2 separate regions of the Mus musculus genome follow, and region 2 is linked to region 1. A link is a loop called in an ENCODE intact Hi-C map of the cell type or tissue named here. Cell type or tissue: gastrocnemius. All regions are shown on one strand.

Region 1 (8,000 bases):
GTATCTATAAGAGGAAGAACAATTGCTGGGTTCACATGAAAGAACACAGCAGGGCTCAGCTCAGCAACAGCCTGTTTGCCTGGTGCATGCAAGGCCTGGGGCTCCACAGCCGACACTGCAAACCAAACCAAACAAGGTGGACCCACTCAAGTCAGGGGATCTGGACGCTCTCAACGGCAAGGATGCAGGGTTCCCGGCATCACGACCTCCCAGTCGTGAGATGAATTATCCTAAGACGCTGACGGGTGCCCTGGCCTTGTTGTTTGAAAGCAGAGGAAGCAGGAGGCTTCATTCATCTTTCCCAGGGCTCCAGGCAGGAGTGCAGGGGGCCCCACCCCAGTGAACAGGCAGTAACAGGGCCAAGAAAGAAAGCTTATTTATATTATAGTAAAATTAAAAAGCAGCATCTTTTTTTCCATAAAAGAAACATTATATGACATAAGTCAAAATTTTCGAAAAAAATAATTTCCATCTAAACCTATAAAATATGAGAAGGGTTGCAGAGAATAAGAATGAACGTTTTTGATTTATTCAAAGTTTTGATCTAAAACCTTAATGAAATCTACCACCTTTATTACAAGGGGACCGACGGTTCTTGAATGGAAAGAAACAGGGTCGAGAAAGATGGCACTGGACACTGGAGAAGTGACCCACCGGCTGAGGGCGCAGGAGGTTTGGTCCGTGGATCGCTGCCTGGCCGAAGGCGCGCTGTGTTGAGACTGGACGTTGGAGCTGCTTGAACAGTATAAATTTGCGTAAGAAAACTAAGGATGGCCAATAGGGCATAGACTCTATTTCAAGTCAATGATGTCTTCCTCTGAGGAGGCCATGAGCTGGAAGGGGCTGCTGCCTGAGCCCGGGCTGCCCTCTTTATCCACCCCAGCGTCCTGCTCAGAACTTGCCCAGTGGTTGTGGCCCTCGGGATTGGCTTCTGATGCCGGACTTTCCAAAATTCCTGATGGGATCCTGGAAGAGAGAAGCTGCTGTCACAGGGTGGGAGGACCGAGGTGAACAAGTGCAGGGTTTCACTTCTTAGGGAGTCTGTGATCCCACAAATGCCCCAGAGCCCTGAATGCTGCCCTCCACCCTGTCCACGTGACCTCCTGCGGCCTCCCTAGCACTCTGTGAAGCTGGTCCCTTCTTCTCTGTGTCCCTGGCCATGCACCGTGCTCAGAGCAGTGGCTCAGAGTCCTGTTATCTGTGCCCGTTCTTACCATGCGGTCCAAGCCAGGCCTGTGCTGCTTCCTCTGTTCTTGACCCTTAGCCAAGTGGGCCTTCTACCTGCCTTCCTACCATGATTTATTGTTGTTGTTGTTTATCATTATTTTTATTTTATGCAAATTGATGTTTGGTATGCATGTATATCTTTATACCTGTGCATCTCTGTGCCCTGAGAGGCTAAAAGAGGGCATTGGGTCCCCTAGAACTGGAATGACAGATAATTATGAGCTACCATGTGAGTACTGGGAACTGAACTGAGTCCTCAAAGATCAAACAATAAATGCTGTTAACTGCGGAGATATCTTTCCAGCCCCTTAATATTATTACTGTGAACCAGGGTCATGCTAGCCTTGAACTTACAATGATTCTTCTGTTTCTACTTCCTAGGTGCTGATATTCCAGGCCTGAGCCATCATGCCCAGCTACTTACAGTGGGTTTGTTGCTGTTTGTTTAACACTCTTTATTTGTTAGGTGGTGGTGCTGCACACCTTTAATGCCAGCATTCAAGAGGAGGCAGAGGCAGAGGCAGAGGCAGAGGCAATTTGACAATGAGACATATCTACTCCTGACAGCACCCCCTTCTTAGTTCAAAGAAGAATTGAGCATCTTCACATCCAAGCAAGGTTGCTTATTGTGACAAGGTAGCCACTGAGTGGAAACTGCCTATTTCATCTGCAGAATAAATACTATCCAGAAAAAGGACACATTATGCAAAATAGTCAACTGTTGACTCTGCCAAGACAGGGTATGCAGGTAATTCTATTTTGCTAGGGTCTGTCAGATGACCCTGGGCCAGCATGCTAAAGACTGATGCTACAAGGTTTTGAGTAATTAATGGGCTGTCCAGGCAGTCGGCTGTTTCTACGGTTGTTTGAGAAGCTATGTTTGGTGCTTCCTAAATACCCAGGTAATGTTTAAATAGTTTTCAGATTTCTGACGGGACTGAAGACTAGTTTTAGTCTCAAAATTATACTCAAGTTGTTTAACATTAGGAGAGAGGTTATAGAGTGGAAGACATGTTTTCAGATAGCACTGTCAGCTAAAGTCTAACATACTCCAGTTAGAATCATAATTCTTTCAGTTAGGAGTGATGGTAGAGTACTTTATCTAATTAACAAATATGATGGACTGGATGTCATTTTTATATCATACTATATAATTTACATGATTGTTATGTCTGGGAGAAGAGTTTTTTAAAAATATTTTTTATTGGACAGAAAAGGTGAGGTGTAAGGGGCAGTGCTTATGTTAAAGTCCTGTTCCCCACTTGGTTTTTGATCTGTCAGAAAGCCTTGGGCCAGTTGCTGGGCGGAGGTAAAGGTGGGACTTCTGGGCCCTGCAGGTAGAGAGGGAGATGTAAGGAAGGAGGACGGAGTTCTCGATGCTTTGGAGAGAGGAGAACTGGGCAACCAACTGAGGTCTTGGGAGGAACTGGGGCCTGTGGCTACTACTACAGGTCAGGGATGATTGGCAGGGACTAGGTGGGACGAGCCACTGAAGTTTAGGGCAGGTGGGAGGTATGGAGCTAAGAATATAGATAAAGGCTCGTTTTCCAGGTGGGAGATAGCAGTGCCCAGCAATTGTGCCAGAGGCAAGTAGAAAAGGGATGAACTGTGTGTTTATTGTTTGTCCTGGATTCAAGGGGAGCTGGGTAGGGATTGGTATTGTGATCACCTCTCGGAGTAAAGGCGGTTAGAGCTTAAAACTACATGCCACAACCTTTTCTAAAAAAAACAAAAAACAAAAAACAAAAAACAAAACCCATCTCTTTCTGTATTGTTTTTTTCTCACACACATGTGTACATTTGTGTGTGTGCATGTGCACAGTTTTGTGCGTGTCAGGCAAGGCTCTAGCTGAGCTGCCTCTAGTCTCTCAATATATTTTAGTGAACATTTGCTTGATTGCTGGTGACAGTGTTCTCTTATCTCGGCCCTGTGCTGTCAGCTGTCCTTTCTGGGACCTTCATAGTGGGGTGGGTACTGACCCTGTAGGGTGCTGGGCTAGTAGACTCTTGGTGTTAGTATTCCTTCTAGGCTTTGCCCCACAGTTACCTGGCAATAGCCAGGTATGCCTGATTCACTATAAAAGAGGCTGCTTGCCCCTTCTTACTCTTTTATCCTCTTACTCTCTTACTCTCTGCCTCTTCTCCCTCTTTCCCCACCTATCCCCCCTCTCTCTCCACATGCTCCTGGCCAGTCTCTCCCCCCCACCCCCTCTTCTCTGTCTTTCTCTGTTTCTACTCCATCTTCAACTCCCCTCCCCATTCCCTAAATAAACTCTATTCCATACAGTATCTGTTGTATGACTAGTACCTGTCTCTATCAAACATATCCTGGCTCTTTCTTTCTTTTTATAAACATAACACCTGGGCATGCTGGCGTCTGCTGGCCACCATCCAGCAGAGCAGGGCCTTCTTACCTGTCACTACTAGCTGACCTCACAGTCTCTGGCTTGGGGCCTCCTTGGCTTTCTTCCAACCGCTTCCGGGTTTTTGATTTGGCCCTTGGTGCTCCCTCTGTTTTGGTTCCACCATCATCAGAGAGGCCTACATTATAGAGGAAAACCACAGGCCAGTGGACCATTACCACAGGGGACAGAAAGTTCTTTGCAAATTTCACACAGGCATATCATAAGTTTTGATCAAATCTACCCCACTTCCCTCCAGTTTTCCTGCCCACTTTATTTTATTTTTGGTTTTTTGAGACAGGGTTTCTCTGGGTAGCTCTGGTTGTCCTGGACCAGAGCTTTGTAGACCAGGTTGGCCTCAAACTCAGAGATCCACCTGCCTCTGCCTCTGCCTCTGGACTGCTGGGATTAAAGGCGTGCGCTGCCTTTTGTTCTCATTGCCTGTTTCCCCTGTTAACATGGCTTGGTATGCTTTCTGTCCTAGTACTAGAGATTACCACCATCCCTGGTGGGAAATGGTACAGTATTCTCTGGTGTAGATGTAATTATGATTGACAGATTTATAAATCTCTTCTGAAGGGAGTTTCTTTACATTACTTTATCATATCATTTGTGTGTGGATGAGAGGACAGCTTGAGTCAGCTCTCCTTCAGCCATATATGTCCTGGAGCTCCAACTCAGGCTGTCAAATTTGAAAGGAGTGCTTGAACTCTCTGAGCCTCCTCACTGGACCCATTGTCCACCCCACCCCCCTTTAAAAGATGTCATTTTCTTTCTTTTTTAAAACGTATTTATTTATTATGTATACAATGTTCTGCCTGCATGTATGCCTGCAAGCCAGAAGAGGGCACCAGATCTCACTATATAGATGGCTGTGAGCCACCCTGTGGTTGCTGGGAATTGAACTCAGGACTTTGTAAGAGCAGTCAGTGCTCTTAACCTTTGAGCCCTCTCTCCAGCCCCTCATGGTTCTCTTTTAACCTCTGGGTTTTGAAAGTGATAGACAGCCAAAGGTGAAACCGCTGGTCTAGTCACAAGCCGTGGGGACAAAGCCTGGCAGCCATGGTTACCTAGCAGTTCCCTGCGGGTCCTGCTTGCAATCTCTTTAATTTCCATGCGGGAGAGGGACAAGGAATGCGTGACAGGAATGGCAGCGACTCCAAGGCCGATGGAGGTGGGCGGGGTGATGACCTTGGAGACTAAGGGTGATTTCAGAGGTCGCTCGATGCTTCTGCCCACAAGGTTTCTAAGTGGAATCTTGTACAGATTTTTAGACTGAATTTCACCTGAAACACAATTCGGAAAAGACCAGAACTTTAGGCTCATGTAATTATAACGGAACAACTTCTTTCTTTAAAAGTTTTAAAGTACAAGCTGGGCAGTGGTGGTGTTTGCCTTTAAGCCCAGCACTATGGAGGCAGAGGCAGAGGCAGGTGGGTCTCTGACTTTGAGGCCAGCCTGGTCTATACAGAGAGTTTCAGGACAGCCAGGGCTACATGGAGAAACCCTGTCTTAAAAAAAAAAATCCAACAAACAAACAAACAACAACAACAAAACCAACAAACCAAACAAAACTCCCCAAAAGGTTTAAATTACATTTATTGTATGTGCACATGTGTCCATGTATGGAGGTCAGATGTCCCAGGACTCAGCTCTCTTTTTCCATCTGTGACACAGGGATCCAACTCAGCTCGTCAGGCCAGATGGCAAGTGCCTTTACCTGCAGGACCATCTTGCTGGCCTGAAAATAACTCCTTGTTTCTTCACATAATTAGCATGAAGATGCTTCCTTCCTTTTTTTCTATTAATTTATTTTTTTATTCACTTTTTTCCCGATTGCTGCAAAGCTTCCCTTTTCTTGAGTGAATTTGATAAAATACACTTGCTGCCAGTTGTGCTTACACAGAAAAATAGTCAAGGCAAGGAGAGCAAGGACCTGCGCCTGGGACACTCATCCTAACAATAAACAATAAAGATGACTGATGGGCAAGGAGTTACAAAAACCCTTGCTGTTCCCAGCCCCACAGGAATTTGGCAAAGGCCTCTGAGATATCAGCAAACCTAGAGTGACACACTGTGGCCTGAGGGCTGAAGATTTAGCCTCAAAACCCACTAGCACCCCCATGAAACCCACTATCTCCCCTATGAAACCCACTAGCCCACCCCCCAGGAGAAACACATGAAGCTTGCAGCTGCATGCACTCTGGAACACTGAAGCAATGTTTTGCATAACAGGATTTCGCCTGTTTTTGTTTGTTGTCTGAGTACGTGTGGGATTCTCTGTTTCATTCACCGCGCAAGTGTTGGGAGCAGAGCCAAACAAGTTCTTCCTTTTTAGACAGTGACAATGTCAACAACTACTTCTTGTACAATTTTGTTTTGTTTTTTCTTTTTTCCAAGATGGGACTTTTCTGTGTAGTCCTGGCTGCCCTGGTATTCGATCTGTAAACCAGACTGTCCTGGAACTCAGAGATCTGCCTGCTTCTGCCTCCTGCGAGCTGGGATTAAAGGCGCATGGAGCTATGCCCGGCCTGAATAGTACTTTTATAGCAGGTGTAGCTCTGACAATAACCCTAAGACCTCAGGCTCTAAAGCGTGTATTAAGAAGACAGGAAAAGCTAGACTTTACCTTCCCCCAGGGAAGAAGGAAACAGTGGAGTGTCCCGGGCTGGTGGTGTCTGAGGAGACGTGTGGGCACTGGCTCCCTTTGAGCTGCCTCCAGATGAGCCTTCATGCACAGTCGTGGCTGCTGTGAAGTATATATCTGACTGGAAAGAAAGAGGAAGCGTTACCAGCTGCCCTGTGTGCCAGGCTCTGCACACACTGGCTGTCCTGCACCCCTGCCAAGGCCCTGACTGGTTCCCAGGCTAGAGCATGACTTCCTGACCGTCAGAGCATGCAGTGCAGGTCTGCATCTGACCCAGCCATATCATATTTCCCAAGGTTTGCTTTCCTTCTCTCTGCACTTGCCTCACATCACAAACACAACACAAGGCACGCACACTTCCCTCAGGAGTCTCAGGATTGGGACAGACCTCGGGGATTCCATCAGGACCATTCTGCAGTGAGAAAAATGGATGCTTGCTTCACTCAGTCAGCAGATACGCCAGCATAGCTGTCTGTCTGCTGATTTTGGTGACCACAGTAATGGGACATTACATGTGTCTCTGAGAGCCAGCTCTCAGGAATTTCACAAGTCTGATCTTAAACATGGCTATCAATAAAAATTTAAAGCTATAAAATTAGCTTTGTGTTGTTTATCCACATGTGTGTGCCTTATGCATGACTGTGTATCTGCAGGGAGGGAGGAGTAGGGAGGAGGGAGGACGGAGGAGGGAGGCAAGTATCCTGCTCCATCTCTCGGCACCTTCCTTCCCTAGGACTGGGTATCGCTGAAACTGGAGCTAGGCGGTGGCCAGTAACCCCCAGTAACCATCCTGCCTCTGTCCAGTATTGCACACACCAGATTAATAGGCATGCTTGTGGCCACACTTGGAATTTTACATGAGTGCTGGGGACTTGAACTCAGGTCCTCATGCTTGCTCTGCAAACACTTTTACATGTTGAACCCTCTCCCCAAACAAATGGTATAAACTTAAATATGTCAGAATTAACATCAGAATCTAACCATTCTTAATTATTTGGCTATATTTACTGTTACTTGGGAACTCCCCTCTGGCTTTTCCTGATTCTGGTGTCATCATATCCAATGGATGGACTCTCAGCATCAGATACCAGTATGAAGTTAGATAAAACTGTGTTGAGCAGGCAGTGGTGGCGCACGCCTTTAATTCCAGCACTTGGGAGGCAGAGGCAGGTGGATTTCTGAGTTCGAGGCCAGCCTGGTCTAGAGAGTGAGTTCCAGGACAGCCAGAGTTACAGAGAAACCCTGTCTCGAAAAACCAAAAACCCAACCCAACCCAACCCAAAATGTATTGAGTCTAGGGCAACAGCCAGATTAAGTTCTAGTTTAAGAGGTGTGATTTGTTTCTGGTGAGAAATATATTTTTTTTAAAACTTGTTTAATTTTATGTGTATGTGTGTGTTTCCAAATATATGTCTTAGGTACCATGTACATGCAGAAGGACTAGATCCCCTGGAACAGACATTGTGAACCACCACACGGGTACTGGGAATTGAACCTGGGTCCTTTGCAAGAATACTAAGGGATCTTAACCACTGAGCTATCTCTCCAGCCCAGAAGTTAATTCAACAGTTGATTACACATTAGGTGTTTTTATTTCTGAGTTACAGTTTTACTTGTATCGCAGACTAGCTTGCGCATCACTAGGCAGTTCAGACTGGTCTCAAGCACAACAGCAATCCTCCAAACAGCTTGTAAGTGCTGGGCTTGCAGATGTGAGCCACATA
Region 2 (8,000 bases), 380 kb after region 1:
GTCCTAACACACTGAGCTGAACTGAACTCCCCAAATGCAATAAGAGGAAATTAAAAATACATAAAGTCAACAAACCTGGAATAGGTACCTTTATCCATACGGCTCCATTTCCACAGCTTGCCTGTGACTCAGGTCTTACTCTAAGGTGTCTAGGGTGTGAAGGAGGTACCTACCAAGGCGAAAGAACCCCAACTCTCTCCTAGCCTCACCCTGGATAATGAACCTCTCTGAGCTTCCACTGTCTTCAGTGAATCAATCACTTTTATCCTGTCCCATCAACACAAGGCAGAAATAACTGCCACCGAGACACTGGGCACAGTGAAGTACTCCAGTAGGATACTAGGGAAGGGACCTCTGAACCAACATGGAGTCACACCAGTCCATTTTCTTCAACAGCTCATTCCTCACTCATTTAACTGCCAGATACCCACACAACAGCAGCATATCTAAAGAGCTTTCTCTCTTTTTTTCTTTTTTCTTTCTTTCTTTTTCTTTGTTTTGTTTTGTTTTTGAGACAGGGTTTCTCTGTATAACCCTGACTGTCCTGAAACTCACTCTGTTGACCAGGCTAGCCTTGAACTCAAAGATCTGCCTGCCCCTGCCTCCCAGAGATCTGGGATTATACCAGTTCATTTTTTAGTTCTACAAGCCTGACTAAAAGCCAGCCTAGGGCAAATAAATACCCGGAAAAAAATTAAGAAAAGGAAGAAGTAAAGAAAGGAGAGGAAAAGTTACAAAGAAGACAGTGAAGGAAATGGTTAAAACAGAGAAAGTCACTAACTCCACATAACATTTTATCACCACAAAGAAGAAAAACAAGTTCTTCTGAATTTATTAACTTGTTTTCCATAAATATTTAATTCAAAAATGTACTAACTGATCTCCCTTGTCCTACTTACCAGACGCCACAAAAGTGGGTAAGAATTATCAGGCCCAATACAAGTGGACTTAAAGATGCTTGTTATTGCCCCTCCCTTCCACCTCATTTCCAAGAAACCTGTGATTGTCAAGGCCAAGCATCTAAATTTCCTTCCCATTGCCTGGGGCTGCAGGTATAGCTCTGTGGTTAAGAGCATTGGCTGCTCTTCCAGAGGACCTGGGTTCAGTTCCCAGTACCCACATGGTGGCTCACAATTGCATCTAACTCCATTTCCAGGGGATTTGATGCCCTATTTTGGCCTCCATGGCCACGGCATGCACATGCCCTCCCACACACACACACATATACACATGAGAAAGAAGACTGTTATATTCACTGTCTAGAATCATATAACAATAAAACAGGAAGGACCAGGACCAGGACCAGGACCAGGACCAGGGAGCTCCTGGACAGGCCCTGCCCACAGTGTCTCTCCCATTCTAGTACTATCCACCGCCCTCCTGAGATCAAGACCACATTCTTTGAACAATGAGTCACACAGCTTTCACCTGGGATCATTGGTAGCCCCCAAAAAGGCATCCCAGAACCCATAACTCTGATGAAAAAGGAGTCTCATCCTAGCACACATGTGCAGTTGCTCTTGAGCAAACCCTCTGGCAAGTGCTGGTTGGTGTCATCTCCTGGAAACCTCACGAGGGCCACGCTGAGGGAAAATAAGAAAACACTGTGCCTGGAGCACCCCCTCAGCCTCTCTGATGCTAGCTCAGGAGATAAACTTCCCTGACAGGGCAGGTGAGCACAGAAGCCCTGCAGAAGAATGAAGGACCTGGGTCTGTATGGTCTCTGCTCTCCTGGTGCAGATGAGACAAGCCCAGCTAGTGGCCCGTGGGTAAGCTCAGGGACTCCGACTCTGCTCAGGTAAGTAGGGTGCTTACCTGACTCTGGGCTTAGCACCTCCTTTATGAAGAGGTAGGAAGAAAGGAGAGTGGCTCACAAGCCTGTAGGAGCACCCTCGGGATGGCTGGGGACATTGATCAGCACCACTCACACTGTGCTAAGACCAGAAGAAACAGTCAGAGAGGCAGTGCTTGGTGCTCCTCCAGACAGCTTCCTTCCAGGTACTGTGCTAAGTGCCCCACTGTACCCCACTGCAAAGCCCCAACTCAGAGAATACTCATCTTACAAGGCAGGAAAGACACTTGCTGTGGGTGACACAGGTTGTCTGCGGCAGCTATAATGTCAACCCAGGTCAGCCTACTCCAGAGCCTAAATCTGCTCAGCCATTTCATTCTCTGGCTTCTGTGGAGGTTAATCACCTCCAGTCATCCTCCATTTGCACTAAAGGGCAGGACAGGACTGAATCATCCCCATGTGCCTATTGTCCAGAGCAACATACGTCCCATGGCAGGAGCCACAGAGTGGAGAGTGAGTGCTCACCTGGAGAAAGATCAATGAGTGCCCACAATGACAGTTACGGAAGTACATTCTGTGAGCCCTGCAGATCCAAACAATGTACTCTGGCCCACGTCAAAGTCCACAAGTTGGGGTGGAGAGATGGCTCAGTCATTAAGAGAACTTGCTGATCTTCCAGAGGACCAGAATTCAGTTCCAAACACCCCCATGAGGGTGCACAACCACTTGTAAGTCCAGATCCAGGGGATCTGATACCCTCACTTCTACACGCCACTGCACATACAAAGCTCACATAGTACACTCCACTGCACATACATAGCTCACATAGTACACTCCACTGCACATACACAGTGCACAAAAACTCATATAGACACACACAGATTACATAGATAGCTAGATAAATCAACCAATCGATCTTTTTTTTTTAAGATTTATTTTTTATTATATGTAAATACACTGTAGTTGTCTTCAGACACACTAGAAGAGGGAGTCATATCTCCTTACGGATGGTTGTGAGCCACCATGTGGTTGCTAGGATTTGAACTCAGGACCTTCGGAAGAACAGTCAGTGCTCTTAACCACTGAGCCATCTCTCCAGCCCCTCGATCGATCTTTTTTAAATCTATAAGCTACCCTAGGCCTCCTTCCTCCAGCCCAGCTACTGGCAGGCTGAGAACGGAGGGGATAGAGGTACATGTCAGCAATATGACCTGCCCATCTTCAGGCCTATTTTCCCCCAGCTCTGCACACTCTAAAGACTCCACAGGATAACTGTTGCAGCCACACCTGCAGCCATGGACCTGTCTTTGATAAGCACTTGGAAATGTGGATAGAGTCCAGAGACTAGGATGACTCAGAGAAAAACCATAGGCAACCATGTTTAGGACACATGACTCATTCTATCATGCCATGGCCCAAGACCCCTATTTTGGCAGAGCCTGGGACTCAGCAGCAAGCCGACTTTCTCCGAGCACTAAGAAACACAGGCATAATGCCATAAATACAATAACTCAGTGCACGGATCACAGTATGCACATGATGACAGTGAAGAACTAAGTAGCTTCACAAAGGAGGAAACATGAAGCCAGGTAGTGGTGGTGCACACCTTTAATCCCATCACTATGGAGGCAGAGGCAGGCTGATTTCTGAGTTTGAGGCAGCTTGTTTTACAGAGTGAGTGCCAGGATAGCTAGGGTTATACAGAGAAATGCTGTTTTGAAAACAAAACAAAACGGAGGAAAATGGAGGCTGGGGAGACCCCTCTCCAAGTTTCCCAGGGAAGTCATTGTTCACTGCTCACCCCTACTGCTAGGCCCAGCACTTAGCTCTGTAACTACTGACTGGAGTATCTCTCTCCACACAACCTGTGAACAAGGTAAGGCCGTATGTCTGTATGCCTGCACACTATGTCTCCACGCTCACCTTCAAGTGCCTGGTGAGCATCTATCTGCCGGCAAGGACTGGAGCCCACTTGGGGCTGTGAGCCAGGGCAGCTCACCTGCTCCAGACATCCATAAGGCCTGACACTGTGCATGCTTTGCAAGCATGATGTCTTCTCCCCTCGCAAAGCTCAAGACTGATTATCACCACCCAGGACCAGTAAGTAAACTGCCCATGTCATACAGCCAGTAAGTACCACAGCTAGACCCAAGTCACAGGCTACATGGAAAATCAGTTTTCAATCCCAGCGTGCAAATCCCCTTTCCTTTCTCTTTCAGTTTTCTGTCTCACATCCAAGTACACGCACTGCCCTTTAACCTATTGTTCACTGGGACTAGAGCCATTTCATCCCTAGAGAAAAGGGGACATCTCTTGTTAGTCTTCTAAACAATGACTACTAGGCAGGAATGAGTAAACACCATGTGGGAGGGGTGGGGGTATAAACCAGTGCTTACAGTATCAGAGGACTTCTATGTACCAGCTGGAGCGGTCCCCACTGCTGGGAACCTTTCCAGACTAAAGTCAATGGATATACAAAGGGGCAGGTGGTGTGTACAGACTGCTGCAAGAGAAAAGAATATAGAATAAATAACCGATTACAGCCGCCTCCTCCAAGGAGAGGACTTGGAACTGCCAGCTTGAGGGAAGACAGACACCTAACATCTGAGCCCCCTACTTGCTTAAAATACTCCCTGTAAGTTTTGTTTAAGCTTGTGAGATAAAAGTTTTAGAGCACTATTTAAAAGAACAGACTGTGAAGGAGAAAGCTATGTGAACACACGCACGAGTGCTGTCTGCACTGAGACTGCACAGGACCGGAGGGCAGCCTGTTTTCTCTCTCTTTCTAAGTAGCTCACTGAGAATTTCACACATCATATTCACCCCAACTCCTCCCAGGCCCACTCCTTCCCTAGCCACGGAACTCTGTGTCCTCTCTGCTCTTGCTTTAAATCCACCAAGTCCAGCTTGTGCTGCTCATATATTCGTGCATGTGTGGGACTGCACTGGAGCACAGCAAACATACCAAGGGCTACCTGGAAAGAAAACTGACTCTCACCTCTTCCAGCAGCTATCAGGTGCTAATGGCTCCTGAGCCAGAGGTGGGACCACCTCTCCTTTCTATGCTGGAATTTGGTCTGGCTTAGGCTTGCACAGATCTTGTACATGCTGCCGCAGCTGCTATGAACTCCTATGTGCAGCTGCCCTGCTGTGTCTGGAAACACTGTTTCCTCAGAGTCATCCCCCACCTATGGCTCTTACAGTCTTTCCATCCCCTTCCTCTTTAATGATCCTCAAGCCTCAGTGGGAGGAATGTGATACAGATGTCCCATCTAGGGCTGAGCTTTCCACCGTCTCTTATTCTCTGCACCTTAACAAGTGTGAATCTCTGTGTTAATTGTCATCTACTGTAAGAAGCAACTTCTCTAATGAGGGGAGGGCTGAAGGATGCTCTTCTCTACAGGTATAATGATAGGTATTAGGAGTTCTTACCTGGGGCATATGACCAATCTAGTCACAGATTCTTGGCCCATAATGGTTCCAGGTATTGGTCATCATGTGAAATGGGTCTTAAATCCAATCAGAAAAGGATCAGTTACTACTGTGACATTCACGCCACCAGTGCACCAGTGGGCGTGTCTGCCAGGCCAGGCACTGTAGTTCACAGGGTTGCCAGCTGGTAAGATCAATGATCACTTTCCTCCTCTGGTGAGTGTCCCAGGCCTATGAAACTGTGAATAAAGCTTCCAGCTAGGTTTCTCTGTGGTCTATGATTCAATTATGTGGCCTCTTCAACAATGGGGTCTTAACTTCAAGTTCTGAAGAGCAGCTAATAGTACTGGCAAGAGCCTATAATGTTCTGAGGGTCTAAGGAATCTCACTGACTAAAGAGGTAACTGAGTCCTGGAACTGAACTTTTTATTTGTTAGTCTGTGGAGTCCAGTGAGCACTGGTACCTTGTTACAGAGTAACCCTATTTTAGTTCTGTGTGTGTGTGTGTGTGTGTGTGTGTGTGTCTATGTGTATTGGTTTCCATGACTTTGTCATTTATCCCTCTCTGTTTTCTCTCACCCTGCCCTTCCATCCCTCACCCCAACTTATCTCTTCCTGCATCACAGTTTTTGCCTTTCATGTTGAATCTCACAAAGTCCACTACAGCACTGTGATATTATCATTTTCTTGCTTGAGACCAGGTCTAATTATGGCCTTAAAAGCACAGAGATTGGGATGGAGAGATGGCTCAGTGGTTAAGATCACCGGCTGCTCTTCCAGAGGTCCCAAGCTCAATTCCCAGCAACCACATGGTGGCTTACAATCATCTATAATGGGATCCAATGCCATCTTCTGCTGTGTCTGAAGATAGTGACAGTGTACCCACATATATGAAATAAATATGGCCAGACCAAGTAGAGGGAAGGGGCACAGAGATCTGTCTGCCTCTGCCTCCTGAATGCCAGGATTAAAGATGTCCACCACCACATCTGGCTGTGACATTCTTGTGCAACAGACAAAACATATGCTGAAGGTACAGCAGACTTGTGAGCAGGGGAGACAGTCAGCCAGACTGATTTCCTAAAGAATAGCCTTCATCTGCTCCTTCAACAAAGATTTGGTAACTTCCTACCAGGTGCCCAAAAGGAGCAATATTGCTCTGTTTTATTTTCTGAAACAGGCTGTTGTGAGCTGCCTGATGTTGAGTGCTGTGAACTGAAAACTCAGGTCCTCTGGAGCAAGTGTCCCAACCACTGTGCCACCTGTTCAGCCTGTAGACAGATTTTTTTTTTAAAGTAAACCATGGGCCACTGACTTCCACCTTCCTGCTTTTCTGAAAAATGTTAAGATTTTCAGCTTGCCAATCAGAAGGCAGAGTTAGTCCTCCTAAGGATCACACTGTCCAGCGCTCTTCCACTCAGCTAAGAAAGCGTAGCTCTGCAGAGAAAAGGAGACTTATTTGAGGTTATATAAGAGGCAAAGGCCTCAGAATTCCTGGTCCTCCTCTCCTTGTGCCACATGCTGTTCTGTGTAACCAATGTTGGAAGCTGGGCAGCCAGGGGCTGGGACAGGGAGGGAAAGGTTCCAGTGCTGGGTGCCATGGAATTGCAGTACCTTCAAATGGCTTGTTGTGTCTTCAGAACAAATTTACAAGGTAAATCAGGCTTGCTCTTCATTTTTACAGCTAAGGAAACCAAAACTCTGAGAAAGTAAAAAGCTGGTGTTAGGTCATACAGCAGAAGGAACAGTGGGAGGCTTCAAGCCAATCTGCCTGCTTACCAAGCCAGAGCTGTAAGGAACACGCTGGGGACAGATCACAACAGTTTTCTATTATGCAGTTTTCTCTCAGCTCTGAATGCAGTTGCCCTAATAACAAATTAAAAAGCTAACTATGAAAAAAATAAAGTCAATTATGAGGCAAGTGAAAGGGCTCAGAGGTTATAAACAGAGGTTATAAAGGTGCCTACCTCCAAGCCTGAGAACCCGATACGGTAGAAGCAGAGAACAGACTCCCACAGGTTATCCTCTGACCCTCACATGCACACTGTTACATGCACAGAAATACACATAAATGTAATAAAAATATTTTTAAGAAGGGAAAAAACTAACCATCTAATTTTCTGATATGCAGGTTTGGAGCTTTGTTTTAACACAAAGGACAGGAGAAAGTCCCTAGGTGACACATAGCTTCTGCCAAGACAGGATGGGACAACTCGCGCTGCTGCTTCTAGACCTCGCACCTGCCACACAAGTGCTTCTGGAACAGGAGCCTATCCCTGCAACATCCCATGATGCTCTGAATCACCAGTGCCAATGGTAGCAAGGGAAGCCAGCATCATGGTATTTGGTCCCCCCAAAAGTCCCACGTTTCTAAAATGAAGGCAAATGCAAGCTAGCAAAGAAGTTTCTGCACCTTGTCTTCAGTCCATATAACCCAGGGTGAAAGCATGTCAGGTTAGATTAGCCAAGCACTCTCGAGGAAACACAAGGCACCCAAAGGTCACACACAGATAAAGGGTACTTCTGGAGCACAGAGGCCCTACCATATTTCTCCCTTCTGTCTCCATAAATACCTAATGAAGGTCTGCCGTGCTCTTCATCCTAAAGTCTTCTTTCTGAAACGTGGCAGAATCAAGTTGGTAGTGGGAGTATTCCAATGGGCTCTACTATAGGCCTAGCCCATCAGCTAAGATCCACACTGGACCTGGGGTCCAAAGGTCAGCCAACAAGGGAAACACGCTTCCCTTTCCATTCATCATGGCTCCCCAGGCTGCAT

Evidence for each region. Hi-C counts contacts between places; a loop is a spot of excess contacts. Peaks named below come from ENCODE experiments on the same cell type or tissue, not always from the same donor. Only the 100,000 strongest peaks of a DNase experiment are listed, where the experiment ranks them.
Region 2: it touches region 1 in a loop (1.9-fold over the local background); 6 of 42 quality-filtered maps call a loop at or near these places.

The regions. Positions count from the first base shown.
Region 1 is chr2:32,985,865-32,993,864 of GRCm38, forward strand. Garnl3 (GTPase activating RANGAP domain-like 3) reads right to left here. Exons shown (of 30, transcript NM_001355200.1): 27 at 6,259-6,397; 28 at 4,700-4,915; 29 at 3,642-3,768; 30 at 361-966. The coding sequence ends at 792. Among named protein-coding and RNA genes, the nearest start is that of Slc2a8, 7.8 kb to the left of the region's middle. In gastrocnemius, a CTCF peak has its summit at 4,462 (motif pointing right); a DNase peak (open chromatin) is centred at 3,670.
Region 2 is chr2:33,361,708-33,369,707 of GRCm38, forward strand. All of the region lies in intron 1 of Ralgps1 (Ral GEF with PH domain and SH3 binding motif 1), which reads right to left. Among named protein-coding and RNA genes, the nearest start is that of Ralgps1, 5.8 kb to the right of the region's middle. In gastrocnemius, no CTCF peak of the experiment used is centred here; a DNase peak (open chromatin) is centred at 4,218; H3K27ac peaks cover 1,273 bases.